Linked DNA regions of Homo sapiens: region 2 is linked to region 1. A link is an interaction called in ENCODE POLR2A ChIA-PET data of the cell type or tissue named here. Cell type or tissue: B cell. All regions are shown on one strand. Links, peaks and the distances in the headings refer to the core of each region. The heading gives the core; the rest is flanking DNA. Region 1 holds the start of TMEM269 (transmembrane protein 269). Region 2 overlaps CCDC30 (coiled-coil domain containing 30).

Evidence for each region. Peaks named below come from ENCODE experiments on the same cell type or tissue, not always from the same donor. Only the 100,000 strongest peaks of a DNase experiment are listed, where the experiment ranks them.
Region 2: POLR2A ChIA-PET joins it to region 1 with 13 read pairs; 2 of 35 experiments call an interaction of 5 or more read pairs at or near these places.

The regions. Positions count from the first base shown.
Region 1 is chr1:42,778,264-42,793,847 of GRCh38, forward strand. It overlaps C1orf50 (chromosome 1 open reading frame 50), which reads left to right. Exons shown (of 5, transcript NM_024097.4): 5 at 1-1,228. It overlaps TMEM269 (transmembrane protein 269), which reads left to right and starts at 6,728. Exons shown (of 6, transcript NM_001354602.2): 1 at 6,728-6,819; 2 at 11,533-11,671; 3 at 14,542-14,639; 4 at 15,338-15,481. The coding sequence starts at 11,631. It overlaps TMEM269-DT (TMEM269 divergent transcript), which reads right to left and starts at 6,632. Exons shown (of 4, transcript NR_133055.2): 1 at 6,420-6,632; 2 at 5,739-5,859. LOC107984946 (a long non-coding RNA gene) reads right to left here and starts at 15,406. Exons shown (of 2, transcript XR_007066036.1): 1 at 15,319-15,406; 2 at 10,058-10,435. RefSeq lists an enhancer at 6,728-7,469. In B cell, for the core only: no CTCF peak of the experiment used is centred there; a DNase peak (open chromatin) is centred at 7,198; H3K4me3 peaks cover 651 bases; H3K27me3 peaks cover 335 bases.
Region 2 is chr1:42,585,390-42,601,603 of GRCh38, forward strand. CCDC30 (coiled-coil domain containing 30) reads left to right here. Exons shown (of 21, transcript NM_001395517.1): 14 at 3,932-4,094. All of the region lies in intron 1 of LOC124904162 (a long non-coding RNA gene), which reads right to left. Among named protein-coding and RNA genes, the nearest start is that of PPIH, 65 kb to the right of the region's middle. In B cell, for the core only: no CTCF peak of the experiment used is centred there; no DNase peak of the experiment used is centred there.

The sequences.
Region 1 (15,584 bases), core at 1-8,000:
AATAAGAAATCACAATTTCCAGGGAGCTCACAGTATAGTAGGGAAGGAAACAAGTTAACAATTACAAGATGCTCTAAGAAGGGGTGTGATAGAGGTACGCATGGAATACTATGGAGCTCCGGGGAGGGGTTCCTTACTGAGCTTGGAGAATTTGGGAAGACACTTGGAGGAGCTGATGCCTGCTTGGTGTTGAAAACCATACAAGTTAGAACTTTCTGGAGGCTCCAATTGCCCTTTCATAGGAAGTTTGTCTTTTGGGGGTTGGGGTAGGGTTCATTTTTGGATGGAGTTTATTTGTGAATGAAGAAAGTGACAACCATTTAAGCCATATCAACCAAAGCAGTCCTGGCAATGAGGAGGGGTGGAGTGAGATATGTCCTGGCTAGAAAATCCTTGTGTTTAAAAGCTAGGAGATAGTTGAAGACAGGGAGGAAAAAACATTCCAGACAAAAAATAACATGGAAGGGACATTGACCAGAATTGACACGACATTTGGGGAATCGCAGCCAGTTAAACAGGAGAATATGGACTGGGGAATATGAGAGAAGAACTAATGGAAGGATTTGGGGAGGCTGGTAATATTGGCAGCAGAGTTTGGGTAGAGGGAAGACAGGAGATTCCATCCCTAATCAAGGCAAGGGATGATGGGAGTCTGAATTAAGCAGTAGTAGAATGAGAGGGCCTGTATTTCACCAATTACAAGGTGTACTTCCCCCCCCCCCCCCCCCACATTTTGGTGTCTGTCAAACTTGGACACTTCTAAAAGTCAATGGCATGTCACAGTTTAAGTGGCATTTTTTCTTTCTTAGAGCTACATAAAAGAATCATAACAAGCTGGGCGCAGTGGCTCACGCCTGTAATCCCAGCACTTTGGGCGGCTGAGGCGGGCGGATCACGAGGTCAGGAGATTGAGACCATTCTGGCTAACATAGTGAAATCCTGTCTCTACTAAAAATACAAAAAATTAGCCGGGCGTGGTGGCGGGCGCCTGTAATCCCAGCTACTCGGGAGGCTGAGGCAGGAGAATGTCGTGAACCTGGGAGGCGAAGCTTGCAGTGAGCCGAGATTGCACCACTGCACTCCAACTTGGGCAACAGAGCAAGACTCCATCTCAAAAAAAAAAAAAAAAGAATCATAACATAGCATCTTACATTTGATGAAGCATGGCACATTGAAAGTACAATCGATTGCCATCTTGTTAATAAAATGTCAGAGGGATTAGAGGAAAGACTCTTAGATGATGCTTGAATTTCTGGCTTGAGTGTCTGCATTGAATAGTGGGGATCCCCTCAACAAAATTTTCAGGAGGAGGAGGATATCCCTGTTATTTTCCAGAATAATCAGTGATACTCTGTGATATTGATAATCTACCTTGTTGGCCCTTACCAAATTACTGGGTGTGAGTAACAGCTGACTGTAGCTCCCTTTCTCTACCCTAGTGCTCTGGAAGGAGGAAAGGAGAGCTGGCTTGTATCTTACTTTCTCAAGTTATCAGTCCACAAACATGAAGAGTATTAGTGTTACAGATACAAAGATGATAACTACTGTCTTATGAGCCTTTATTCTGCTAAGTGTATCCATTATCTCTTTTAATCTTCACACAACCCACCATCAATGAGGTATATAGTATTCTTATGTTACACAGCAGGAACATCTCAGAGATTCTGAAACTGGCCCGTGGTTATACAGATGGGAAGTGGTAGAGGTCAGATTCAGACACAGTCCTGTTTGAGTCTGACCATAACCTTAATCCTGTTTGGGCCAATTAAGACAGTCGTAAAAGATCTCAGTATAGAGCTATAAAGAAGTTAAATCACAAAAGTGATAAAGTAAGTTTTTTTTTGTTTGTTTGTTTTTTTGAGACAGTCTCACTGTGTTACTCAGGCTGGAGAGCAGTAGCTCAGTCATAGCCCACTGCAGCCTTGAACTCCTGGGCTCAAGCGATCCTCCTGCCTTAGCCTCCCAAGTAGCCAGGACTACAGATATACACCAACATGTCCAGCTAATTAAACATTTTTTTTTTTGTAGAGATGAAGACTCACCATGTTGCCCAGGCTAGTCCCAAATTCCTGGCCTCAAGCAGAATAAGATGTTTATATGAGATACTATTGGAGTAGTTCACTTGAGCATTTAGTGATAGGTATGTAGAGGATGTATATCAAGGTATAGAGAAGTAACTTATTTAAGGTCATACAACCTATAAACAATTGAGCTCATATCTCTGGCATTAAAGCCTGGATATAGAACCCCCATCAGAAGATAGGGTTCATTTGTTCCTTTAAGGAGCTGGAGCTTGGGAGGAAGGAGCTACAATGTGCCTGGAAAAATTTCATTTCTGTAGTCTTAAACAGCATTTGATTCAGTGGAGCAGTCTGTACTTGAAAGCTTTTTTCTTCATTTTGATTTGTAATATTATCATCTACTGCTTTTCTCTACTTCACTGACTGTACCTTTTCTGTGTCCTGCTCCTCCTCTTCCTGACATCTACATTCTGAGGCCAAGTCTATGGCCCCCTCCTCTTTATCTCTGCTAAGTGGTCTAATCCATTCCCCAGGCTTTAAATGCTGTCCACGCGCTGCTGACTCGCATACATATCTCCAGCCCTCATCAGTCCCCAAGTTTCATGCACACTTGTTTGTCCAACAGCCTTATTTGATATCTCTACTTGACTTGTAGTCATTACAAATTTAACGTGTCCAAATCTAAACTCTTGAGTTCATCCCCAAAACCTGTTTCACCACCAGGCCTCTCTCTTTCCATCAGCACCTGTCTCACACTGTTGTGGCAGCCACAACAAGAATGACCTAAGTCATTCTTGATTTCTCTTGTTCTCCCCATACCAGTCAGCAAGTCCCAGCTCTGCCTTCAAAATGTATCCCAAATGTGACTGCTTCTCTTCACCTCACCCCTTTCCCCCTTAGTCCAAGCCACCAACATGTTCAGCCTGGACAATGCAGTGATCTCCTAACTTGCCTCCCTGCTTCCACAGAGGCTGTCAGCAGCATCTTTTAAAACTACAAGGCCAGGCACGGTGGCTCATGCCTGTAATCCCAGCACTTTGGGAGGGTGAAGCGGGCGGATCACGAGGTCAGGAGATCGAGACCATCCTGGCTAACACGGTGAAACCCCGTCTCTACTAAAAATACAGAAAATTAGCTGGGCGTGGTGGCGGGTGCCTGTAGTCCCAGCTACTCGGGAGGCTGAGGGAGGAGAATGGCGTGAACCCGGGAGGCGGAGCTTACAGTGAGCAGAGATCGTGCCACTGCACTCCAGCCTGGGCCACAGAGCGAGACTCCGTCTCAAAACAAACAAACAAACTACAAGCCAGATCACAACACTTCTGTTAAAAAAAAAAATCCCAGAATTTCTCATTTCTTCCCTAGATTCTATGTGATCTGCCACTCTCAGGACTCAGCATGTTCCTGCTTTGCTGACCTTGCTGTTCTTCCCACACACCAAGCTCATTGCCGCTCATTTACATTTGCTGTCTCATCTGCTTGGAGCATTGCCTCCAGGGTCTTTGCAGGTTTGTGTCTTCTCATCCTTTAGGTCCCTGCTGAAATACCACTTCCCTGATTACCCTATCAGAAATACCAACCCTTCTCACATTAAAGTGGTTCTGATTCTGCTTTGTTTTCCACAGCATTTAGCACAACCAGAAATGATTTATGTTTTGCTTCTGTTTATAAGTTCTCTGATTATAAGTTCTGTGAGGACAGAGACTGTCTTTGTCTTGTTTACTGCTGTCTCGAGCATCTAAAATAGTGCCTGGCGCATGATAAACACTCTTAATAATGAATAAGTGGGCCAGGCATGGTAGCTTATGCCTGTAATCCCAGCACTTTGGGAGGCCAAGGCAGGCAGATCACTTGAGGTCAGGAGTTCAAGACCAGCCTGGCCACCAGGGTGAAACCCCCATCTCTACTAAAAATATAAAAATCAGTTGAGTGTGGTGGCGGGCACCTGTAATCCCAGCTACTCAGGGGGCTGAGGCCTGAGAATTGCTTGAACCTGGGAGGCGGAGGTTGCAGTGAGCCGAGATTGTGCCACTGCACTGCAGCCTGGGCGACAGAGTGAGACTCCACTTCAAAAAAAAAAAAAAAAAAAAGAAAGAAAAAAAGAATAAATCAATGGATGGACATCTGCAGCTCTGCACCTATATCCTGTGAAGGATCCAAGTCAATGCAGTTAATAGAAATATAATGTGAGCCACATGTGTGATCTAAATTTTTCCAGTAGCTACATCAAAAAGTAAAAAGTGAAATTAACTTTAAGAATACATTTTATCACCAGGTGCAGTGGCTCATGCCTATAATCTCAGCACTTTGGGACTCTGAGGCAGGAGGATCGCTTGAGCCTAAGAGTTCAAGACCAACCTGGCCAACATAGGGAGATCTCATCTCTACAAAAAATACAAACATTAGCCAGGCATGGTGGCATGTGCCTGTGGTCCCAGCTACTTGGGAGGCTGAGGTAGGAGGATTGCTTGAGCCCGGGAGGTCCAGGCTGCTTTGAGCCATGATCATGTCACTGCATTCCAGCATGGGTGACAGAGTGAGACCCTGTCTCAAAAAAATAAATACATACATACATTTTATCTAACCCAACATATCCAAACTATTAGCATTTCAACAAATTACTAAAAGAAATTATTTTACATTCTTTTTTAAACTAAGCATTCAAACTTTGGTATGTACTTTATACTTACAGCACGTCTCAATTCAGACTAGCCACCTTTCAAGTGCTCAGTAGCCACATGTGGCTGCTGGCTACCATATTAGCACAAGTGTAAGTAGCCTAACTTACTGTTCCTGTTCTGTACTTCCTGTGAGATCCAGAATGAGGGAAGCTAGAAACTTCTGTTAGGGGGGTATCTTTCTCAGCTACCCTGCTTCCTTCCCCTCTCCTGAAGGAAACTTTGGGGATGTCCAGGTTAATAGATGTATGATCATATCCTTAGATTAATAATGCTAATAATTGAGCTTCTACTCTCTGTCAAGCATATAATCTCATTTAATTCTGACAACAATCCCATTTTACAGATTAGGAAACAGGTTCAGAAAAAGTAACTTGTTCATGTTTATACATCTGGTAAGTGTTAACGCTGGAATGTAAACTTGGTTTAAAGGTAAGCTGGTATAATCATTACGCTACAATTTTTAACTTGCCACTCTTTTTTTTTTTTTTTTCTGAGATGGAGTCTAGCTTTGTCACCCAGGCTGGAGTGCAGTGGTGCAATCTCGGCTCACTGCAGCCTCCGCCTCCCAGGTTCAAGCATTCTCCTGCCTCAGCCTCCCGAGTAGCTGGATCTACAGGCACGCACTGCCACACCCGGCCAATTTTTTTTTTGTATTTTTAGTAGAGACAGGGTTTCACCATGTTGGCTAGGATGGTCTTGATCTCCTGACCTCGTGATCTGCCTGCCTTGGCCTCCCAAAGTGCTGGGATTACAGGTGTGAGCTACCATGCCTGGCTAATTTGCCACTTTAATGGGCCACATGGCAGGGAGCAATGAAGAGAAACACGTGGATGGTCAAAGGAAGCTGGCCTGACTCAGGCTGGGGCGTGTAGCAAACCTTTTGTTGCCTCCGCCCGGTTTCTCACACACCCTAGGTCTGACTTTGGTATCACTGTTTTCAGGTCTCAGCTCCACTAATTATTAATGGTGTGTTCTTCAGTAGAATCAGCTGTCTGATCCCCTACTTCCTCTTCTGTAGGATGGGAATGCTAACACTAACCTCAGGTTAGCTGAGAAGTTCCAGTGACATGATGAGAATGTCTGTACAACATGTAGCCCAGTACTTGCTGTGTGGTGTTCTCAGAACATGCTTGGTCTTAAACTCCTCTTTCCCGGGCTGGCTGCAAGGAGAGGCAAAGTGTCACTTGACCTTCTAGCTCCCTTGCCCTTTTATATTCTCCTGTGGGGTCCTCACAGTGATCCCTGCTCCAGTGTCGCTTCCGGTGGACTGGTGAGGATGGGGCACTATCTGAGAACCCATGCCTGAAATCCTTACCCAATACCAAAAAGTTTCTTTCTGTAGCACTTTGTCAGCCCAGCTGCCAAAGATAGTCACCTCTGAGATGCTCTTATCCCCTCCCTCTCGCTGCTCTCACCCGTGGGAGTCCATCTCACATGGGCTCCTGAGGGGGCTCCTTCTTCCCATCCCATCTGTTGCTCACCTGCCTCCTGCCCTGCGGGATTGCAGATCCTTCCTCCACAATGCCTGCCAGGTTAGTCTTCCTGAAACAACCTGACCATGTCACCTTCCTACTGAAAAACTTTTCTTCAGGAATTGAATCCAAATTCCTTAGCTTGTCATTCATCCAAATAGTATTCCTATGTGCCTATGCCCTTCCTATAGGCACAGCGAACAGTAGCGAAGCAAACGTACAAGCAGCCCTGCCCGCGTGGAGCTTACCTCTAGGGGCCCAGGAGAGGCTGGGCCCAGCATCCCGGCACAGCCTCGCCTCCCCAGCGCATTTCCCGCCCCACTCCGGGCCCACGCGCCTGGGCCCGCCGTCTCCACCATGAAGCCTTCCCAGCCTGGCCCAGGTAGAGGAGACGTCCCCTTCCCTGGGACTCCTCCATTCCCCACCGCCCCCACTACAAGACCTGGGCTCCCCTGGAAACTGAGGCCCTTCTCCCCGACTACAGACCCGCAACCCCTCCCCTGCTCTGAGGATTGTGAGCTAAGAGCTAGGGTGGGAGTGAGAGGCGCTCCTCGCTAGGGCTGGCCCCCTCCACCGCACAGGAAACGGGGCAGGAGGGCGGACCCCCATCTCATGTAGGAATGCCGTGTCCCCAGGGTGAGCCCTCAGGTGAGCCTCCGCGGCCGCGTGGAAGGGGCGAGAAGGGCGCTGCCCGGGTGCTGTCGGCGACCAGCCCGGCTCCATCTTCCCGATGTGGTCGCGGCTGAAGCCGGGCCTGGGCATTCTCGGGACAGCCAGAGTGGGCCAGGGGACCACGTCCCATCCCCAGAGGCCGGCCCTCCGTCGGAGGGTTTCCAGCCTCCAGGAAAGGAGCGGGGGCTGGGAGGGGAGGGGGTCTGTAACTGGCATGAGCGGCGTCGTCGCCGTGCCTGTGCCACGCGTGTCGCCGGCTGGAGAGCTCCGCCTGGATGGTTTCACTCCGCGGAGGCGCCGCCCCGCCACTCAGTTAGAAACCTCAGAGCCATATTCAACTCTCGTCTCCTCTGCAGCACCACTGCCACAGCCCTGCTTTTCTCCTCACGTCCACCCTCCTCGCCCCCACCCCCGTCTCCTGGCCGGTTTCCTTTTCTGCAGTTTGCCGCCTCCAAGCCGCCCTGCGCTTCCTGCCCGTGTCTGACAAAGACTCTGCTCCCTTACTGAACACCACAGTGCCCGCCACGGGCTGCCACTCAAGGTCACATCCGCACGACCACCCCCTGCAGCCTACCTGCCAGTGTCATCTCTGGTCACCCCTCCCTCCCAGGATCCATCTCCTCATCGTGCTTCCGCACCTGCGGTTCATTCCCTGGGCCAAGAATGTCCCTCCTAATTCTTTGTTCATCCTTAGAGACCCTGATAAATGTCACCACAGGAGTGGAACCTTCCCCTGCCCCACCCCAGACTTAGTCTCTCCACAACAGCTTGCACATCCCCTTGTCCAACATTACACTTGTCCCTACACACAGCTGCCTCCTCTACCAGACTCTGAGCTGCTGGAGTGTGCGGCCTGGCTCTTGTTCTCCTCATCCCCCACCCCACACACAAGGCCCGGCACAGAGCAGCCATTGGCAATAAATAAACCGCATTTTAAAAAATGAGTAAGTGGAAGACCATAAGAACTGGGTAGTTGCTGGGTATGCGGAAGGGGCTGGACTGTTGAGCGTTCATCTGAGGCTTCTTGGAGGCCACACTGGGCAGGGTTAGATGGAAGGTCAATAGATTTGGTGCAGCGAGAGGACCTCAGGGAAGCACCAGAGTGACCTGTGATGTTAATTTAACAAACACAGAACAACTTCTATTGTCAGGCCTCATACTGGGTACAGGGACCTCGGCCAGCACTCAAATTGCATTCCCTGTAGGAAAGCCAGTGTAGGCGGTGCCCAAACAGAGTGCCAAGTGTCACATGGTAAGCACAAGAAGACAAGACCATACAGATGAGGGGCACCTAACGTGCTCAGGGGTGATGTCAGAGGGGCTTCCCAAAGAGGAGCACCACCCAACCCAAGTCCAAAGGGAGGTTCTGAGAAGGGTGGGGAGGACTGAGAGGAAGCTGGGAGAGCTGAGCAGAGCTGGCATACCAAACGCAGGAGTTGGACTCCATCCTGAGGGCATTCAAGAAGCTGGGGAGTGACCAGATCACCTGCAGTCTCGTGCTGTGCCAAGCCTCAGCCCTCGCCCCTCCTGGGAGCCTTCTCACCCCGTGGCAGGCTGAGCCCCTTTTCGGTGCTCCATTAGTAGCCCGGTCGCCTCTTTTCTGTGCAGGGTTAGGTACTGTGGCTAAACTGTGTCCTTTGGTCTTAATCTTCTCTGTGTCCCAAGCACCAGGCACCACATCTTGCCCCTGGCCAAACATTTGCTGAATGAGTGGGTGGTTCCTTATTTCTGTTGTCCTCTACAGCCCTTACTCTCAATTCCACATCCTTTCACACCTGGGACCTGTGCATTCTGCTGCAAACAGCATTTAACTGGGAAAGAGGAGACTCAAATCAAATCCTGGCTCCACCATTTACTGGACAAGTCACATAACTCTCCTGAAACCTCAGTTTCCCCATCTGTAAGATAAGGTACCACTATGAATAGGGTCTAAGTCTCTACATGTATGCAAGAGACTCATTTCCTTGGATAGGTTGTAAACTCTGTGATGGTAGGGACCAAGGTTTCTACCAGCACCCAGCTCAGGCACAGCATATAACCAATACAATGTTCAGTCCTCTTGGTTGGTAGACAGCAGAGCACAGGGGAAAGAACACTTAAGGCAAAATTGTAACTTTTGTTCTGCCACTTCTGGTGTGACCTTGAGCTAGGTTCTTCCCATCTCTGAGTCTTCCTTGCTTTACCTGGAAAGTAGGGACAAGAACCCTTGCCTGGCCGGGCGCGGTGGCTCACGCCTGTAATCCCAGCACTTTGGGAGGCCGAGGCGGGTGGATCATGAGGTCAGGAGATCGAGACCATCCTGGCTAACAAGGTGAAACCCCGTCTCTACTAAAAATACAAAAAATTAGCCGGGCGCGGTGGCGGGCGCCTGTAGTCCCAGCTACTGGGGAGGCTGAGGCAGGAGAATGGCGTGAACCCGGGAAGCGGAGCTTGCAGTGAGCCGAGATTGTGCCACTGCAGTCCGCAGTCCGGCCTGGGCGACAGAGCGAGACTCCGTCTCAAAAAAAAAAAAAAAAAAAAAAAAAAAAAGAACCCTTGCCTGACAGAGCTCACAGGGCCAATGGAAATCCTAAATGTGAAAGTGGTTTGTGAATGGAGGAGATAATGAAAGAGATAATATAGTAGACAATTGACCATTAATTAAAAATTAACCAGTGTGAAGTAGCACAGAGGCAGCAGCAATGCTTGACAGGTGGTAGACAGACCCTGGGCACCTGCTAACTGGCTCTGAGCAGCAGACAGTGGGATGTTTGATCTTGCTGGGGTCAGCCCAGAGACCCAGGAGAGACCACTACAGCGGGTTCATGGGGAGGGAGTATGCAGCAAGTCCTTTGTCCCCTTCCCTTCCCAGATTTCCCTGGCTTGCATTGCTTCTTGTCTTAGGTTTGGAGGGGCTCTGGCATACGAACGTCTTAGGAATCCCAATGGCTCTGGCCATGTAGCTACTGATCACCTTTGGTGAGTGAGGCTGGCCCATGGAGGCAGTGAGCCCAGCAGTGCTGCCCTGATAAACTCTAGTCCCAAACTCCAAGTCAGCCCTCCCAGCTGCTGGCATGTTGGTGGCAGGTTTATGAGAAAAGACCATGGTTTGTCTCAGCTCTTGTCCAGACCAGATGGGCCTGGGGCTGAACAGAGGGGCTGGATGGAGGCAGAGCTGGAGGTGAGATTAATCCTCACATCTGAAATGGGTGAGGATTAAATGAGAAAACAGATCTGGGAACACCTTGAAACTTGTTTATTTCACTCAAGTGCAGGATCTATTTGTGGCTGGTACATTTGCCCCAACCAGCGGGGCTTCTCAGTTTTGGGGAGGAATGGGGCTCTTTCTCCAAGAGACTCAGTTTCTCAAGCAGATTGAGTGTAAGGTGTACAAATGTGGTCTTAGAGTAAAAACAGAGACAAGACAGACTGTGAAGATGGGCAGGGCCAGCCAATTCCCTGTTGTGGGAGAGACTGGGAGAGACTGGGAGCACTGGGGGGCCTGGGCTGGACGGTCCCACACACACAGGGAGGCTGCTGCTGCCTCGCAGGCCTGGCCATTGAGCTCGTTCACTGCCATATCCCACACACCTCCTCCTGCTGAAATCTATGCCTGCAGCGAAGAAACAGCAGATTTAGAATCAAACAGATGGGATTTGGTTCTACTTACCATGTGACTTTGAGCAAGTATCTTCCTCTCTTTTAACTGTAGTTTCCTCATTCATAAAATAGGGGAGAATTCTAGCACCATCTCCTGAGGTTGTCAGGATCTGAGAAACAGACATGGGGATGGGAACATGGCGAAAAGATCTTTGTGAACTATTCAGTGTTGTACACTTTTTTTTTTTTTTTTTTAGACAGAGTCTCACTCGGTCACCCAGGCTGGAGTGCAGTGGTGTGATCTCGGCTCACTGCAACCTCTGCCTCCTAAGGTTCAAGCGATTCTCCTGCCTCAGCCTCCTGAGTAGCTGGGATTACAGGCATGCACCGCCACACCCGGCTAATTTTTGTATTTTTAGTAGAGACAGGGTTTCAACATGTTGGCTAGGCTGGTCTCGAACTCCTGGCCTCAGATGATCCACTTGCCTCAGCCTCCCAAAGTGCTGGGATTACAGGCATGAGCCACCGTGTCCGGCTACACATTCAGTTTTAATCTGCCGTCTCTTTCCTTGTGGGAAGTAGGCCTGCTGTTCTGACTGGGGCCTGTCAGAACCAGGACCTTGAGGCACCTCAGCTGCAGCCCTGTGCTTCAGAAGGAGTGAACTTGGACTGTGGGACAACAGGGCTTCCTGGCACTACTTCTCTCTCAAGCCAACCCTTCGTCAGTGACAAGGGCCCACCTCTCAGATGGGAGAAGGGCCCCATACCCCCTGCATTCTGGGCCATGGGGCTTCAGGAGAGTCAGCATATGGACTGGAGGGATGTCTGTGCTGTGGGGCAAAGGTGCAGTCAGAGAGGGAGTGGAAACTATGCTTGTGTTGGTTCACCCACTCTGCTGTTGAGCTTTCCCAAGACGCTGGATCCTCAGCACCTTTGTCTTCACCTCCTGAGTCTCCTTCATCTACCTCCTGTCTCCCTTAGTCCAGCCAGTGAAACAGAATGTAGGGAGGGTGCCATTCTGGGATGAGATCTAGTGGAACAGGTCCCTGGGAGCCTCTTCTGGGACTCCTTAACCTTGGGAACCCTTCGCCCCTCTCTCTTGGGCCCCAGGTAAGGGTACCAGTTTCTTCCTGAGCCATGACCAGAGCCATTCCCAGATAAATGAGGTTTCCTGGAAGGATGTTACCAGTGCCTTATCTCTGGCCAACATGGTGCTGGGGCTCTTCTCCATCATCTTCAGCTTCAGCAGGTAGGTCTGGGGCCCAGCAAGCTCTTAGCCAAGAGCTGGAGCCAATGGCATGCGGGAAGGAGAGGGAGAGTTTGGAGAGCAGGCACTGAGGCATAGGAATCCACAGTGTACCCAGGGTAAGTGCAGTGGCTTAGGAGTCAAGAGGCCAAGATCCCATGCTCAACGGTACCAGTTCATTCCAGCTATGGCAGTCTAGAATGGTTTCTGTGAGAAAGTCAATAGATTCTGTTCTGGTGGCCCTTATGCAATCTTTGGGTAGGCCACAGTTCATATTTTCTAATTCTTAGATCATATGACCTGGCAGAATATTTGAAATTAGCACTGTTCTGGGAGGTCCGAGACATTATATGTTCCCCCAAAATGTTGTAAGCAAATTCTATTTCTGTAAGTTGAATCCCATTTCAATGTTTTTGGGATGTCAGTCCTTTAAAGATAAATCCTTTATGATGCGGGTAACATCTCCTAATCTACTTGATTGTCTATAACCATCAGTAAGTGACTTCTCTTTGGATTTGTTTCTCATCCACAAAATAAGATGACTTTACCTGATGATGTTTAAGCCCCCTTCCAGCTGGAAATTTTTGTGATTCTCTAAGTCTTGGTTTTTGGAGTATAATAAAGTAGGGCACACCTACAGCAGAAAATTTCTTTTTTTAAGAAACTTTTTTTTTTTTTTTTTTAAGAGATGAGGTCTCATTATATTGCCCAGGCTGGTCTCAAACACCTGGGCTCAAGTGATCCACCTGCCTAGGCCTCCCAAAGTGCTGGGATTACAAACGTGAGCCACTGTGCCCAGCCCAGAAAATTTCTATCCTCTTAGTACAGCCTAATTTTCTAGGAGTGTTGCCATGATGGTGCCCTGAGTATTTTTATTTAACTTCAGTCCCCTTTAGATACATAGGACTAGGTCTAAACAAAGGAAATGCTGTGGTAGTTTGGAGACAGCTGAGGTCTAGGTCAGGCCCTTTGCTTCTTCTGGGTTGCCTAAGCATTGCAATCAGGGTGCAGACTTGAGAATGGGCCTCTCAGGGCAGGTTTGCTTGGAGCTGTGGTGGCAGCTTTTAGAGGGACCTGAGAGCAGGTGCTGGATGGAGGCACAGAATCAAGAATGTGGGGTATGAAAGAGCTCATGGAAATCATTTAAAGCATCAAAATACATGAGGCAAAAACTAATAGAACTGCAAGGACAAATTGATGAGTCTACTATCAAGGTTGGAGATTTCCACCCCCTCTATCAGAAACTGACAGATCCAACAGGCAGAAAATCAGCAAACACATAGTTGAAGTCAGCAACACTATTGGTCACCTGGATAAAATGGACATCTATAGAGTACTTCATCCAACCATGCAGAGTACACATTCTTCTCAAACTCACTTGGACAGATCACATTCTGGGCCATAAAACATACCTTAACAAATTTTAAAAAAGTATACTCTCAGACAACATGGAAATGAACTAGAAGTCAATAACAGAAAGATAGCTGAAAAATCCTGAAATATATGGAGATTAAACAACACACTTCTAAATGACACGTGGATAAAAGAAGAAGTCTCACGAAACATTGAAAATGTTTTGAACTAAAAAAAATGAAAACATGATTTATCAAAACTTATAGGATGCAGGGAAAGCAGTGCTTTGCTTTGAGGGAAATTTATTGCATTGAATGCATATAGTCAAGAAAAGAAAGATTTAAAATCCATAATTTAAGCTTTAACCTTAGGAAACTAGAATAAGAAAAGCAAACTAAATCCAAAGGAAGCATAAAAAGTAAAAAGTAAAAATCAGGCCGGGCGCAGTGGCACATGCCTGTAGTTCCAGCACTTTGGGAAGCTGAGGCCGGCGGATCACTTGAGGTCAGGAGCTCGAGACCAGCCTGGCCAACATGGTGAAACACCATCTCTACTAAAAATACAAAAATTAGCTGGATGTGGTGGCAAATGCCTGTAATCCCAGCTACTTAGGAGGCTGAGGCAAGAGAATCACTTGAACCTGGGAGGCGGAGGTTGCAGTGAGTGGAGATCGTGCCACTGCACTCCAGCCTGGGCAACAGAGGGACTCCATCTCAAAAAAATAAAATAAAAATTAGAGTGGCAATCAGAGAAATTGAAAACAAGAAATTAATAGAGAAAAATGGATGAAACCAAAAGCTGATTCTTTGAGAAGATCAATAAAATCAGTAAACCTCTAGCCAGGCTAACCAAGTTAAAAAAAAGACAAGACAGAAATTACCAATATCAGAAATGAAACAAGGGCCATTACTACTGATTCCACAGATATTAAAAGGATAATAAAGGAATGCTATGAACAACTCTACGCCCACAAATTTGATATCGTAGCTGAAAATAATCAATCCCTTAAAAGACATAAGTTACCAAAACTCACACAAGGAGAAACAGGTCATCTGAATAGGTTTGTATCTATTAAACAAATCATTTAGCACACACTCCTCATTTTACAGATGGGGGAACAGGCCTAGAGATGGGGTAGTGATTTACCTAAGAATTCATAGGGAGATGGTGGCAGAGGCTGGACTAGAACCTAGGTCCCCTGTGCCATCAAAAATGCCTGGAAGTTAGAGTTGGAAGGGATCTTAGTGATGTTCTAGGGGGTTTGGGGCACCCCTTTAAGACTGTAGATTGAGTTTGTGAGGGATGTAGGCATGTGTATGTGCATGTGTGGTGCAAAAAGCAGCATATATCAGAAGGGATGTGAGTGTGGGGGACATGAAGAGGTGTGTATGTGTGCAAGTGTGGGAGGTGTGTGGGAAGTATATTAGTGTATACTAATATACTAATGGGGGGCAGGGGAGAGTCTCCAGTGGAAACTGCGAAAGTGCTTCCCTGTTTGGGCTTGCTGGCCTGCACTTTAGGAAATGCCACTATGCCTCCCGGATGCTCCTGGTCAGCTTCCTGTTAGACATGGCAGTCAGGGCAATGACCAGCCACATCAACATATGCTCCAAATTGGGTGAGTTCAGGCCCCAGGCCCCTAATCCTTGCCCCCAGTAGCATCCATCTGGGGTCACCCCTTCGTCCATCCTCTAACATCCCGCAGGCCTTCATCAGGCATCCACCCCTGTTCACACCCCGCTGAGAGCAGCAGCAGCAGCAGCCCTGGAGCAGGAGTTCAGGAGCCCCGCGGTCCAGCTCCAGCTCCTCTGCTGGCTCACTTGCTGACCTTTGGGCAGTCCTTGTCCTGGCTTTCAGTTTTCTCATCTGCCCTGCTTCCCTGTTCTGGGCCCATCCAGGTATTGGAGTGGAAGTGGGTAGGGGTGGGGTGAGAGGAAGTTGGCAGAGAGGAGATGAAAATTACACCAGCAGAGCAGCTGGTTTAAAATACAGTAAAATGCTTCCATGTAAGATTTAGCGTGAAAAAAGTCCCACAGCTTATCAGTTTGTATCTGATTGTAGTCCAAGCCTTGCATGTTAAGGGATGGGAAGACTAAGATCTGAGGGGGAGATACTTGCCCAAGGCCACCGGCCAGCGCAAGGCAGAGCCAGGAGGAGATCCCGAGCTTTGATCTGAAGACTGCCCCAGGGGAGCAGCTGTTGCTTTCTGTGACCTCAGGACCCCTCTTATCACTACCCCAGCTCCCCTACTAGATGGGGGCTAAGGTGCAAGACGTGGGAGTATAAGTTCTTCTAACCTTGGGCCGTCTGGGGCAGGAGCCGAGCTGAATGACTTTGCCGTCTTCACCACCTTCGGCTTGGCCTCCGCTCTGCTCCTAGGCGTGGATGGACTTCTGAGTGGGATCCTGGCCATCATCTATGTGTCAGCTGCTTCTTTCCACTTGTGCTTTTATTCACCTGGTGAGTGGAACCAAGGTTGCCTTAGAACAGAGGGCAGGGGAGCACAGAACGGGGGGCTGTCGGGTGCCAGAAGCCTGGGGTGCAGTTACTGACTCCTTTTTTG
Region 2 (16,214 bases), core at 4,923-12,922, 190 kb before region 1:
GTGCCTGGCCACATTTTTTATATTATTAATATTTGTCTTCTCTATTTATTAGTTAGCCTGGCTAGAGGTTTATCTATTTTATTCATCTTTTCAAAGAATGAACTTTTGATTTCATTGATTTTTCTCTATTGTTTTCTTGTTTTCAATCCCATTGATTAATACTCTCATTTTTACTATTTCTTTGCTTCTGCTTGCTTTAGGCTTATAATGTTCTTCTTTCTCTAGTTTCCTAAGGTGAAAGCTTAGATTACTGATTTTATATTTTTCTTCCTTTATAATATATGCATGTAATGCTACAAGTTTTCTGCTATGTTGTATCCTATAAATTTTGTAAGTTGTATTTCATTTTCATTTAGTTCAAAATATTTTTAATTTATTGAGACCTCCTTTTTGACTCATGTATTATTTAGAAGTGTGTTGTTTATCCCAAATATTTAGAATTTTCCATCTCTCTTTTTCTTACTGATTTATGGTTTCATAATATCAGTTTAAACAGTTGTATGACATTGTTACATAGATATATCATACTTTATGTAATACTTACATCTTTTAGACTTTTTTGCTATTATAAAACTGTAATAAATATCTCTATACATAAGACTTTGCAACTGCAATGAAGTATGATGAAGTGTGGTAAGTGTTATACTAAAGGAGGTTTAGGTTGCCATGATAGTACATAACACGGATATCTATGGAGTGAGGGAGCTTAAGAAAGACTTCCTCAAAGAAAGTGGTTTAAGTTGAGAATGAAGTAGTTGGTATCAAGAAGCTAAATAGACAATAGTATGGAGGACCACTTTGAGGAAGTGAAAAAGTTCATTGGCTGAAAGAAAATGAGGTTAGGGACAGTGGTGAGAAAATGAGATAAGGAGGTGACGTAGGCCTAGCTCATGCAGAACCTTAGATTTTGTTTGTTTGTTTGTTCGTTTGTTTAGAGTCAGGGATCTTGCTCTGTTGCCCAGGCTGGAATACAGTGGCACAATCATGACTCACTGCAGCCCTGAACTCCTGGGCTCAGATGATCCTCCTGCCTCCACCTACTGAGTAGCTAGGACTATAGGCATACCCAACATGCCCAGCTAATTAAAAAAAAAATTTAGAGACAGGATCTCCCTATGTTGCTCAGGTTGTTTTAGAACTCCTGGCCTCAGGTGATCCTCCAGCCTCAGACTCCCAAAGTGTTAGGAGGTGTGAGCCATAGTGCCACAGATCCTCATGAGCCATGGTGCCCAGCTCTTGTGAGCCACAGTGCCCATTTCTCATGCAGAATATATCAAGCCATGGTGAACAGTTTGGACTTTACCTTAAGAGTATGGGGTTCCTGAATCAAGGAACAGAAAAAATATATATATAAGAAAGAGTAATGGGGAGCCACTATAGGATTTTAAGCAGAGGAAGTTATATGATTAGTTTGCAATTTAGAAAGAACACTCTGACTACTAAAAGAGGCTCAGGCTGCAGAGAATGCAGGGAGTCTTATCAGTACACCAATTTCTTAATTTTATTCATTGGCAGACCTGGTTTGTTAGTCTTTTATTTTTCAAACTCTATATCAATTAACTTCTCGCATATTCTTGAGTTGCTCTTTTAATTTTGACTTCCGAATTTGCTTTTTTTCTTTTTGTAGAGATGGGGTCTCACTCTGTCACCCAGGCTGCAGTGCAGTAGTGCGATCACAGTTCACTGCAGCCTTGACCTCCCAGGCTCAAGCACTTCGCCCACCTCAGCCTCCTGAGTAGCTGGGACTACAGGCGCATGCCACCATGCCTAATTTTTAAAAAATTTTTTATACAGATGAGTTCTCACTATGTTGCCCAGGCTGCTCCTGAACTTTTGGGCTCAAGCGATCCTCCTACCTTGGCCTCCCAAAGTGCTAGGATTATAGGTGTGAGCCACCATGTCCAGCCAACTTCCTACTTTCCAATTCTAGTTTTCAGCTCTCAAATTTTACTGCCAATAACTCAAGTGTTTTTAGTTTCAGTGGATCAAAACTTCTCTTTTAGTTTCAAGGCTTATCTCTTAGTCTGGAAATTGAGAGTGGAACCAAAAAGAAGTAGGCCATAATAGCAGGTATACAGTGAATTAGATGAAGGAGAGATGAAAGAGAGGATATTGCTGTAGAAGTGGATGTGAATGGTAGAAAATTAGCTATAGCAGTCCTTGGAGAGTCTGCACTTACATCCAAGAAACATAAGGAGAAGAACGAGAGGTGGAGGGATGTGAGCCCATGTCTCAAATATAATTGTCCCCCAATAACCTGTTGATTTCTCAGAATACTGAAGTTAGAGAAAACAAACTTAATTGTCGAATGTCAGGATTTTACTGCCCTAGCATGCAGGTGAGACTTTTGCCCACCAGTACTATTTCATTATCATCATCACAGTCTTCAAGATGAATCTCCTAAGTCCAGAGAACCTTGGTCTGAAATCCTCAGAAAACTCTTTTCACAAACTTTATTCTATTACTGAAATACCAGGGGTTTGGTCTAGGTCCCATTGCTTAGTGCACAGAAAGCCAATTACTGAGACAATGAGTATTGCCAGGGAAAAAGGCTTTATTAGGGTGCCGCAGTTGAGGAGAATGGGAGATCAGTCTCAAATCTATCTCCCTGACCAACTAAAATTTGGGGGGTTATAGCAGGGAAGGAATGTAAAACAGGAATTAGTGAGGGGTAAGGAACCAATCATGAGGAATGAGGCATCTCATTTTCTGTATGCTACGATCTGGTGAATTTTAGTTTCTTGCCTGAGGGTCAGTCTCCTGAGGGAGGAACTCAGATATAAATTTCAAGTTTTAAGACTGGGAGGGTACATTTCTACATTTGTTTAAAAAACTGTAAGTGTAATTTCTGTGGGACAGTTGGGCTGGTTTCATGATGAGACTGAAAGAGTGCTAATGGCCCTTGTAGGGGTGGAGGGAAAATTTCCCCTCCCCTTCTGAAGGTTTTCTGAAAAGTCAACTGACAAAAGACAGATTAATAGGAGAAAAAGCAAACACAATTTTATTAACGTGGGGTGGGGAAAATCAAGTGTGATGACCCAGTGTCTAAGTGTGTTGCAGAAGCTTATATACCCATTTCCAGGGGAGAGGGAGATGAGGAATGTAGAGAATTCCAAGGGACAGTAACTCATTAGGGAGAGTGAAGGGACCCTGGAGACAAAAATTAATTCATAAATTATTTACCTGGGAATTTGAATGAGTTTAAGAGATAGCCATTGTCTTGTGAAAAGGTCTGTGGAGGTGTTGTTATATTCCTCAATCTTCTTTTCTGAAGATCCATAAATAATGCAGTTTCAGGGAGGGGATGGGTATAATTGTTCTCCTTGGTAAGTCCAGTCTTCACGCAGATAAGAGAAAAGCCTCTTCTAGCATCTGCTGATCTCTAAGGGCCTTTCATTCAAAATATTTAGTATACCAGGATACCATATTTGAGGTAAAATTCTGTGAGTTCCTTTACCCTCTTTTGGAAAATGGTAAATTTTCTCATAAAATGCAGGCTCATTTATGATTCATTTATAGCAGTGTTAATGTGTGCTTATTATTATCAATAGTGCTTGTAACTAACATTACCTTGAACCCAGAAGATGAAGGGCTCAACTCGTAAAGCAGTAAGGAAGAAAGAATATGGGATTCAGGATTCGAGCCCTACCTCCACTTTGTCTTAACTGTTCTCTCTACCACAACTTCCTCATCTCTGAAATAAGGACAACTACTTTTTCCTCATAGGGTCATTTTGATGAGTGAGTGAGAGAAGTAAGGAAAGCTTCTATCACAAAAGAGGTTCCCTGTGTTGGTCCCTTTAGCTTATAGACACATACCCTACTTCATTGAACCAAAAAAAAAAAAAATCCCTTGTGATGCCATAAAAATTTTAGGTCTGAATTTCATTTGCAATTCATGGTGTGATTTAATCTACATTAATTGCCCTCAGGAAACTTCTATATCAGAACGTAGATGAGTTACACAGGCAAGTGAGAACCTTACAAGATAAAGAAAATCTACTGGAAATGACCTGTTCTCAGCAACAATCCAGAATTCAGCAACAAGAGGCCCTACTTAAACAACTGGAAAATGAAAAAAGAAAATATGATGAGGTAAGAAAGTAAATAGACATGCTTCTCAGTTTTCCTATTCCCATTAGTAACAGCTAATTATTATTGAGTGCCTAGCACTTTACTAAACCTAATCCTTTAGTCAGGGTTCAGTCAGGAAAGTAGAATCTACTCTAGGTATTTCAAGCAAGAAGAGATTTAACACAGGGAATAAGAGCTTACAAAACAGTTGGAAGGGACCAGGGGAGAGTAGAGTCAGAAAGGACTGCTGCTAGCTTTCAATAAATCCAGAAGTTCAGAAATCACAGAGAAGCCACCTCCTGCAGCGTCAAAGTGGAGAATTTGCAGGAACTGTCCTGAAGCTCCTACAAATGTCTCATCTGTTGTCTGCCCTTTTATCCATCTGCTAGTGCTAAAGAACTGTTGGGGGGAAAGACAAACAAACCTGTTTCTTCTTTCTATACTCGTACCACTCTGAATACTTCACTTCTGATATAGTTTGGATGATTCTCCTCTCCAAATCTCTTGCTGAAATGTAATCCCCATCATTGGAGGTGGGGCTTAACAGGAGGTGGTTTTGTCATGGGGGTGGGTCCCTCATAAATGGCTTGATGCTGTCCTCACGATAATGAATTATTGCGAGATCTAGATGTTTAAAAGTGTGTGGCACCTCTCCGCTCTCTCTTGCTCCCACTATCACCGTGTGACATGTCTGCTCCCATTTCACCTACCACCATGATTGTTAGCTTCCTGAGTCCCTCACCAGAAGCTGACCAGATGCCGATACCATGCTTCCTGTATAGTCTGCATATCTGTAAGCCAATTAAACTTCTTTTCTTTATAAATTACCCAGTCTCGGGTATTTCTTTATAGCAGTGCAAGAACAGCTTGACACAGAAAATTGGTACCAAGAAGCGGAGCGTTACTAAAAAAGATACCTGAAAATGTGGAAGCAAGTTTGGAACTGGGTAACAGGCAGAGATTGGAAGAGTTTGGAGGGCTCAGAAGAAGGCAGGAGGACCAGGAGCAGTGGCTCACAACTGTAATCCCAGCGCTTGAGAGGCTGAGGTAGGAGGATTGCTTGAGGCCAGGAGTTCAAGACCAGCCTGGGCAACATAGTGAGCCCTTGTCTCAACAAAAAAATAATTAGCCAGATATGGTGGCATGGACCTGTAGTACCAGCTACTCAGGAGGCTGAGGTGGGAAGATCACTTGAGCTGGGAGGTCGGGGTTGCAATGAGCCATGATCATGCCACTACACTACAGCCTAGGTGACACAGCGAGACTCTGTCTCAAAAAAAAAAAGAGGATGAAAGTTTGTAACTTCTTAGAGACTGGTTAAATTGTTATGACCAAAATACTGATAGAAATATGGACAGTGAAGGCCAGCCTAGTGAGGTCTCAGATGGAAATAAGGAAGTTATTGGGAACTGGAATAAACGTCACTCATGTTACACCCTAGCAAAGAACTCCTGCATTGTGTTCATGTACCAAGGATCTGTGGAAGTTTGAATTTAAGAGTGGTAATTTAGGGTCTCTGGCAGAAGAAATTTCTAAGCAGCAAAGCATTCAAGATGTGGCCTGACTCCTTGTAACAACCTGTGATCAGATATGGGAGCAAAGGAATGACTTAAAGTTGGAACTTATATTCAAAAGGGAAGCAGAGCATAAAAATTCAGCAAATTTGCAGCCTGGCCATGTGGCAGAGAAAGAATCCCAGCAGGGTATGGAGCAACTACTTGCTAGAGAAACTAGCATGACTAAATGGGAGCCAAGTGCTAGTATCCAAGACAATGGGAAAAGGCCTCAAAGGCAATCTCAGAGAACTTGGAGACAGCCCCTACCATCACAGGTCCACAGACGTAGGAGGAAAGAATGGTTTAGGGGGCCAAGCACTGGGTACCACTGCTCTGCTCAGCCTCAGGACACTGCTCCCTGAATCCCAGCTACTACAGCTCCAGCTGTGGCTCAAAGGACCCCAGATACAGCTCAGGCTGCCTGTCCAGAGGATGCAAGCCATAAGCCTTGGTGGCTTCCATGTGGTACTAAACCTGTGGGCACATAGAATGCAAGAGTGAAGGAGGCTTGGCAGCTCCCACAAAGATTTCAGATGATGTGAGAGATAGCCTGGGTGCCCAGGCAGAACCCTGCCACAGGGGCAGAGCCCTCACAGAGAAGTTCTAATAGGGCAATGCTGAGGGGAAATGTGGGGTTGGAAGCCTCACACAGAGTCCCCACTGGGGCACTGCCTAGTGGAGCTATAAGAAGTGGGCCACTGCCCTCCAGACTCCAGAATGGTAGATCCACAGGCAGCTTGCATCCTGTACCTGGGAAAGCCTCAGACACCCAGCTCCAACCAGTGAGATCAGCCACAGGGGCTGCTGCCTGCAAAGCCACAGGAGAAGAGCTACCCAAGGCCTTGGGAGCCTACGCATTGCACCATTGTGCCCTGGATGTGGGACATGGAGTCAAGGGAGAGTATTTTGGAGCTTTAAGATTTAATGACTGCCCTGCTGAGATTTAGACTTGCATGGGGCCTATTGACTCTTTCTTTTGGCTAATTTCTCCCTTTTGGAATTGTGATGTTTACCTAATGCCTGTACTACCACTGTATCTTGGGAGTAAATGACTTATTTTGATTTTTACAGGCTCATAAGTGGAAGGAGATAAGTCTCAGAAGAGACTTAGGACTTTGGACTTGATGCTGGAATGAGTTAAGACTTTTGGGGACTATTGGTAGGGAATGATTGTATCTTGTAGTGTGAGAAAGACATGCAATTTGAGGGGTCATGGGTGGAATGATACGGTTTGGTTCTTTATCCCCTCCAAATCTCATCTTGAAATGTAATCCCCGTTGTTGGAGGTTGGGTCTGAGGGGAGTGTGTTTGGGTCATTGGAGTGCATCCCTCATTAATGGCCTGGTGCTGTCCTCATAATAGTGAGTGTGCTCTTCATGAGATCTGGTTGTTTGAAAGTATGTAGCCAGGCATGGTAGCTCATGCCTGTAATCCCGGCAGTTTGGGAGGCCAAGGCATTTGAGCTTGACCTTGAACTTGAGCTCAGGAGTTTGAGACCAGCCTTGGCAACATGGAGAAATCCATCTGTACAAAAAAATACAAAAATTAATTGGATGTGTTGGCATACACCTGTAGTCTCAGCTATTCAGGAGGCTGAGGTGGGGAAGATGGCTTGAACCTGGGAGGCGGAATTTGCAGTGAGCTGAGATCACGCCATTGCACTCCAGCCTGGACAACAAAGCCAGACCCTGTCTCAAAAAATAAATAAATAAATAAAACTTAAAATATAAATAAATAAAGTATATGACACCTCTCCCCATTCTCTTGCTCCTCTCACCATATGACATGTCTGCTCCCACTTCACCTACCATCATGATTGTGAGCTTCCTGAGGCCCTCACCAGAAGCTGAGCAGATGCTGGCACCACGCTTTCTGTATAGCCGGCAGAACCATGAGCCAATTAAACTTCTTTTCTCTATAAATTACCCAGTCTCAGGTATTCCTTTATAGCAATGCAAAAATGGCCAAATACAACTTCTGACACCAGTTATGTGAGTTTTTCCCCATACTAAGCAATTCTCCAATTCTTTGTGGACACCAACTGGATGTACAAAAATGTAAGTCAGTCTGACACTATCTACCTGAAGATAGCATCAGATCCCATGAGTTAAGCTCTCAGTCCCACAATACTGCCCCCATTCGAGATGCCAATTGCAAGTCCAGGTTTTTGCTTATGCTTCTGACCAACCAGTTATAAATCAGAGGTCCCCACAACCCTCTCCTTGGGTTTGATCTTTTTGTAGGATGGCTCACAGAATTCAGGAAAACAGTTTGCTTACTGGATTACTGGCTGATTATAAAAGGACACAACTCAGGAACAGCCAGATGGAAGAGATGCATAGGGCAAGGCATGTGGAAAGGGATGTGGAACTTCCATGACCTCTGATCACACCACCCTCCCAGGACCTCCACATATTCAGCAACCTAGAAGCTCCCTAAACCCTGTCCTTTTGGGGATTTATGAAGACTTCATTATGTAGGCATGATTGGTTAAATCATTAACTGTTAGTGATTAACTCAACCTTTAGTCCCTCTCCCTTCCTGGGAAGTCTGGATGAGCCTGAAAGTTCCAACCCTCTAATCATATAATGGTACCCCTGGCAACTTGCCTACATCCTGAGGCTGCCCCAGAGTCTCCCCACCCCTCTGCCATCAGTCTTCTCATTAGTTTACAAAAAAGACACTTACCACTTCGGAGATTCCAAGAGTTTTAGGAGCAGCGTGCCAGGAAATAGGACAAAGATCAAAATATGTATGTATTATACCACAGTAACACAAGAAAAATGACTTTTCCTTCCCTTATGCTTTCCAAATTGTGTGCAAGTTCCTCTCATCTGCAGAAACTACACTTGATCCCTGCTAGCAGGGAAGTCTGGAAAATGCAGTTTTCAGGCTTCCAAGCTCATGGCCCAGGGGAAAGCTTAGAAGAGTGGGGTCATGTTGAGTTCTAGCACAGTCCACTTGGGATACTCAGCATCCATCCAAATGCTTTTACCTTGTGGCTTAACTTCTAAACTACAAGAAGAATATCATGCTTCCACTGAATATGATGCACTATAATTCATATAAATAAAGACACACTGTCTCCATAAAAATAAAGAATACTCAAAGTCCAATCAGTATCTATGATTATTTTGGGGTGATGTTCATTTTACTTCAGTCTCAATCCACATGCGTGGATATACTATAACATTAAAACTTAATTATAGGCCAGGTGTGGTGGCTCACGACTGTGATCCCAACGATTTAGGAGGCTGAAGTGGGAGGATTGCTTGAGCTCAGGAGTTCGAGACCAGCCTTGGCAACATAGCAAGACCCTGTCTCTACAAAACAAAATTTTTTTTAATTAGCTGGGCCTGATGGTGTGCACCTGCAGCTCTAGCTACATGGGAGGCTGAGGTGGGAGGATTGCTTGAGCCCAGGAGGTCAAGGCTTCAGTGAGCTGTGTTTGTGTCACTGCACTGCAGCCTGGGTGACAGAGTGAGACCTCAAGTGAAAAAAGAAAAAGCTTAATTAGAAGCCAGGAACTTATAATTAAGCAAGTGCCTATAGTACTAGCTGCTTAGAAGCCTGAGGCAGAAGGATTGCTTGTGGCCAGAAGTTCAAGGCTCAGTATGCTATGATTGCATATGTGAATAGCCCCTGTATTCCTGTCTGGGCAACATAGCCAGACCTCATTTCTTAAATTAAAACATCATGGTCTTCTGCTCTGAATAAAATAAAAAAGAAATGAAAATTTTAAAAATTAAAACAAAAAATTATAAAGTTAACTACCAGTAATACAATAGCATGCATTTTGCTAATGGGTATTGGCCTAAGAAGCCACTCCCAATTTCATCTCTTGGTCCCTTTTCATGTATTCTGGCTAGGGGAGAAATAATATCATATATCAATCACAGTTAAAAGTTTATACATCATCTTGTAAGACAACACTTCAAACCTATGAAGTGTTGTCACCTGGCCAGCATCATAGCTAAGTCTTCCGTAGGTAATTTCGCTGTTTTTTTTTTTCAGATTGGTTTTTCTGCATGATAGGATATACGGTAGAACCAATGAGTCATATGATTATATGAGCCATTGTTTCACTTTTCTTGCTATAAAGTGATTTTCTTGGTCAGAAGCAATATTTTTTTTTATTACTACAAGTCTAGATCCGAGTTATATATCATGACGAGAAATAAGGAATTTGGTAAGTCCACAAATGGTGGTCCTGGCAAAAGCGTTATGGACAGAAAAAGTAAATCCAGGCCAGGCGTGGTGGCTCACGCCTGCCATCCCAGCACTTTGGAAGCCCAAGGCGGGCGGATCACTTGAGGTCAGGAATTCGAGACCAGCCTGGCCAACATGGTGAAATCCCCTCTCTACTAAAAATACAAAAATTAGCCAGGTGTGGTGGCACATGCCTGTAATTCCAGCTACTTGGGAGGCTGAGGCAGGAGAATCGCTTGAGCCTGGGAGGTGAAGGTTGCAGTGAGCTGAGATTGCGCCACTGCATTCCAGCCTGGGTGACAGAGCAAGACTCTGTCTCAAAAAGAGAAAAAAAGAAAAAGAAAAACAAAAGATAAAGCAAATCCATATTTATAATAAGTGTCTAGTCCACTGAGAGCAAATTGTCATTCTATCCACGATACTGATGATAGAAAGGTAATGAACCTGCTACCAGGTTGCTTGCTGGTTCTCCCAGGAGATGGTGCCATATTACTTGCTCAGCATTTATATTGGGATCTTGGGGTTTGGCAAATTAAGTGGATTAGCCTTAGTGACTCCCTGAAAAATATATATTCCTGCTATCATGCACCTTGTCCATGAGCCCTCTAAGCAGGCAAATGGGTGCTAGAAAGAGGCTAAATGACATGTACAGAAAGCACTATTTGTTCCGTCTGATTATTGAGAGATGCCTCTGGTGCGAATGCAAAAACATGTGAAACAGACTTCTACGTTCTGATCCAGCATGTAAGAAGCTTGGAAGTTGTCACTGTGTCCTGACAACAAGTGAAATGCCAAACAAACTGAAAAATCAACACATTTCCCTAGATCCTTCAGAGAAGAGAGGTCACAGTCCAAACCGCTACCCCGAAAATTAGAGATACCTATAGACAAATACAGATAATCACAACTTACTGGAGCAAAACCTTCATGAGGACCAGTGCCCAGGTATGGAAACCTGAACTGTAAATGATGAATTGCTGGAGGCTCAGTGTATCAAGTCTGAGAGAGAGAAACTCCAGAGGGACCCAGTCATTAGGGGACTTAGACACATTTGTGAGTTTTACCTCCTGTAGCATACCAGGTTCTTGTGAATATCTGAGAAAAATCCCCTTTTGCTTCCAGAACGGGGAGAAAAGGGGAACATTTGAAACTTCCTAACAGGGTCTGCCGGCAGGAGAAACTATTTAACCAGAGCCTAAGCTGTTGGGGTTTTGTCAGAGTCTAACAGACCTAGCGGAATAGAAATATCCAACTCCAGCCAACTCTAGCCATCTCGTCCCACAAAAGGGAGGTGGGTGGAGAAAAAAAAAACTAGCACGTGTGAAATTTACAGTCCAGGGGCACAGGCTTACTAAAAGACTGTACCTAATCATAGAGCTATAGAATGCCACCCATCCACCCCAACACTTCACCACCACATCACTAACGGCCCATTTAACAGCAGTTTCCTCTACTCACTGCATCATGTTTCGCTATCAAGAAAAAATTACAAGACACGCTAAAAGGCAAAAAAACAAACAAACAAACAAACAAAAACAGTTTGAACAGACAGAGCAAGCATTAGAACCAGGCTCAGATACAGCAGGAATATTGAAATTATCAGACCAGAAATTGAAAATAACTGTGATTAATGTGCTAAGGGCTCTAAGGAATAAAGTAGACCACATGCAGGAAGAGATGGGCAATGCAAGCAGAGAGAGGGAAATCCTAAGAAAGAACCACATAGAAATTCCGTTACAGTGTTTTTGATTTTTAAGTAAAGATCAAAAACACTGTAACAGAAATGAATACCTTGGTGGGCTTATTAATAGACTGCATACAACTGAGGAAAGAGCTCTGTCCTTGAGGACATCTGAATAGAAATCTACAAAACTGAAAAGCAAACAAAAAAATACTAAAACAAAAACAACAGAATATCTAAGATCTGTGGGATAAATGTAAGGGGTATGATAGATACATATAGATACATATGGGAAATAACCAAAGGAGAAGAAATAGAGAAAGGAACAGAAGACATATTTGAAATAATAATCATGATTGAGAATTTCCTGAGATTAATGACAGACACCAAACCAGAGATCCAGGAAGCTCAGAGAACATCAAGCAGGATAAATGCCCAAAAAACTACATCTAGGCATAAAATTTTCAAATGACAGAAAATCAAAGAGAAAGAAAAATCCTGAAAGAGGAAAAAATAAACAACCTTACTCAGAGAGGAACAAAGATAAGAATTACTTCCAGCTTTTCTTCAGAAACCATGAAAGCAAGAGAAGAGTGGAGTGAAATATTTAAAGTGTTGAGGCCGGGCACAGTGGTTCACACCTGTAATCCCAGCACTTTGAGAAGCCAAGACAGAAAGATCACTTGAGATCAGCCTGGGCAACATGGTGAAACCCCATCCCTACAAAAAAAAAAAGTTTTTTAATTAGCTGGGTATGGTGGTGCACACCTGTGGTCCCAGCTGAGTGGCCCTAGAGTTTATAATATACAACTAACCCAAGTCCACTTTCAAATAACACTATACCACTTCAGGAGGCTGAGGGAGGAGGATCACTTGAGCCCAGGAGGTCTAGGCGGCAGTGAGTTGTGATCATGCCACTGCATTCCAGCCTAGGGGACAAAGCAAGAATCTGCCTTAAAAAAAAAATCGCCAGGCACAGTGGCTCACACCTGTAATCCCAGCACTTTGGGAGGCTGAGGCGGGAGGATCACTTAAGGCCAGGAGTTCAAGACCAGCCTGAGCAACATAGTGAGACTCCAGTCTCTACAAAAAATGGAAAAAAGAAAACCTTAGCCAGGTGTGGTGGAGCACCACCTGCAGTCCCAACTACTTGGGAGGTTGAGGTGGGAGGATCGCTTGAGCCCAGGAGTTCAAGGCTGCAGGAACCATGATTGTGCCACTGCATTCTGGCCTGTGAAATAAATACATAAATAGTAAAGTATTAAGAGAAAAAATTACCAACCTAGAATTCTGTACCTTGCAAAATTATCCTTCAAAGGTGAGGGAAGCTGGGCATGGTGGCTCATACCTGTAATCCCAGCACTTTGGGAGGCTGAGGCAGGAGGATCTCTTGAGCGAAGGAGTTCAAGATCAGTCTGGGCAACATAGTGATAACCTTATCTCTACAAAAAATATATATATTAGCTGGATGTGGTGGCATGCATCTCTAATTTCAGCTACTGGGGGTGGCGGTGGGGGTGGGGACTGGGAGTGGGTTAAGGTGGAAGGAATTTTTGAGCCCAGAAGGTTGAAGCTGCAATGAGCTGATGCAATAAGAAAGGAGGGACAATGGAATTATATAAAATGCTCTATTAAAATTACAAAAGGCAGAAAAAGCATGGAAGACAAAAGTAGCAACAAAGAACAAGAACAACTAATAGAAAACCATAATAAATATGGTAGATATAAATCAAATTATATTAATAATCACTTTAGACATCAATGGTTTAAATGTACCAATTAAAAGAGAATGTCAAAGTTGGTCATGCCACTGCACTTCAGCCAGGGTGACAGAGTGAGACCCTGTCTCAAAAAAAAAAGTAAAGGTGAGGGCCAGGTGTGGTGGCTCACACCTGTAATCCCAGTACTTTGGGAGGCCAAGACAGGAGGATCGCTTGAGACCAGGAGTTTGAGACCAACCTGGGCAACATAGTGAGACTCTGTCTCAACAACAACAACAAAAATTGTTTCTAAGTGAAGGAGAAATACTTTCTCAGACAAAAAAAATTAAGGGAATCTATTACCTTGCAAGAAATGTTAAAAGAAGTTCTTTAGAGAGAAGGGAAACAAAATATAGATCAGAAACCAGGATCTACATAAGGAAGGAAAAGCATTGGAGAATAAATTAGTGAAGGTAAAGTAAAAACTTTCATTTTTAAATTTTAGTTGATCTAAGAGATAAGTTGTTCAGCATAATAGCAACAATGTATTTGATTATGTGTGTCATATATAACTGTGTATAAATATATATACACACACATACATACACTTAGATATGCTTATGTGTAAGTGAAATTAATGACAGCAATGATATAAGGGACAAGAAGGAAGAATTAGGATTATCTTCTTATTATAAGGTACTCATACTACCTGTGAAGTAGTATAGTGTTATTTGAAAGTGGACTTGGGTTAGTTGTATGTTATAAATTCTAGAGCTACTAGAAAAAATAGAAAGAAGTACAACTGATACCCTAAGAAAGGAGGACAACAGAATCATATAAAATGCTCAATTAAAGTCACAAAAGGCATAAAAAGCATGGAAGACAAAAATAGCAACAAAGAACAACTAATAGAAAACAGTAATAAATATGGTAGATATCAATCCAATTATATTAATAATCACTTTAGACATCAATGGTTTAAATGCACCAATTAAAAAAGAATGTCCAAATTGGTCAAAGTTGAACAAAACCCAACTATATGTTGTCTACAAGAAGCCCACTTTAAATATAAAGACACATGTAAATTAAAAGTAAATGGATGGAGAAGGATGTAACATGCTAACATTAATCAAAAGAAAGTGAGAGTAGCTAAATTAATTTCAGACAGCACATACTTCAGAGTAAGGGAAGTGTATTAGTCTGTTCTCATGCTGCTATAAAGACATACCTGCGACTGGGTAATCTATAAAGAAAAGAGATTTAATTGATTCACCATTCTACATGGCTGGGGAGGCTTCAGGATACTTACAATTATGGCAGAAGGTAAAGGGGAAGCAAGGCACATCTTACATGGCTGGAGAAGGAAGAGAGAGTGAGGCAGGAGGTGCTAAACACTTTCGAACAACTGGATCTTGTGAGAACTCTATCACCAGACAGCACTAGGGGCATGGAGCTAAACCATTAGAAACCACCCCCATGATCCAATCACCTTCCACCAGGCCCCACCTTCAACACTCGGGATCACAATTCAACATGAGATTTGGGTGGGGACAGAGAGTCAAATCATATCAGGAACTTATCCAGGATAAAGAGGAACATTATTTAATGATTAAAAAGGTCAATTCTCCAAGAAGAAAAAACAATCTTTAATATGTATGTGCCTAAAAAAAGAATGTCAAAATATGTGAGGCAAAAATTGATACAACTGCAAGGAGGAGTAGGTGAAATTCACTGTTATCATTGCAGATTTTAATACCCCTCTATCAGCAGTGGACAGGTCCAGCAGGCAGAAAATCAGTGAGGACATAGTTGAACTCCACACCACCATAAACCAGCCAGATATAGTGGATATCTATAGACTACTTCACCCAACAACAGCAGATTACACATTCTTCTCAAGCTCTCATGGAATGTTAATCAAGAGAGACCACATTCTGGGCCATAAAACACAAATTAACAAACATGAAAGAATAGAAATCATGCAATGTATGCTCTCAGACCCTGATATGGTTTGGCTCTGTGTCCCCACCCAAATCTCATGTTGACTTGTGATCCCAAGTGTTGGAGGAGGGGCCTTGTGGGAGGTGATTGGATCATCGGGGTAGTTTCTGATGGTTTAGCACCATACCCCTAGTGCTGTCTCATGATAGAGTTCTCACAAGATCTGGTTGTTTGAAAGTGTATAACATTTCCCCCTGTGCTCTCTCTCTCTCTCTCTCTCACTCTTGCTCTCTCCCTCCCTCCCTCCTTCTTTCTCTCTCTCTCCCCCACTCACTGTGGTAAGACATGTCTTGCTTCCCCTTCACCTTCCGCCGTGATTGTAAGTTTCCTGAGGCCTCCCAGCCATACTTCCTGTATAGCTTGTGGAACTGCAAGTCAATTAAATCTCATTTCTTCATAAATTACCCAGTCTCAGGTATTTCCTTATAGTTGTGTGAGAACGGACTAATACAGACCCTAATGGAATTAAACTAGAAATCAGTAACAGAAAGATAGCTGGAAAACTCCCAAATACTTGGAGATTAAACAACAGACTTGTAAACACAAAAGTCAAAGAAGAAATCGCAAGAGAAATTTCAAAATATTTTGAACTAAATGAAAGTGAAGATACAACTTATCAAAATTTGTTGGAAAGTGGTTCTTTGAAGGACATTTATAGCATTGAATGCATATATTAGAAGAGAAGAAAGACGGGAAGCATTGGTGAGTGTCTGAAGGGAGAAAAACCCCTGAAGGCAGCTTGAAACAAAGAGAGGGGATTGGGACTAACAACCCCAGCCCACAAAATCGTGCTATTTATCTCAGCCAAAGGAGATGCAAAACCAGAGTGGCTGTTCTGCACCACCATGCTGTATGAGGCAGAGTCCATGAGTCTTCTGGGCATGAACCCCTAGCTAACCTTCCCACATAGCCAGGGCATCCCATTTTGGGACACCCCTAACCACAATCCAGGATGGGCAGCACTGCAAATGTTTTGGAGAACTGAGGCAAACCT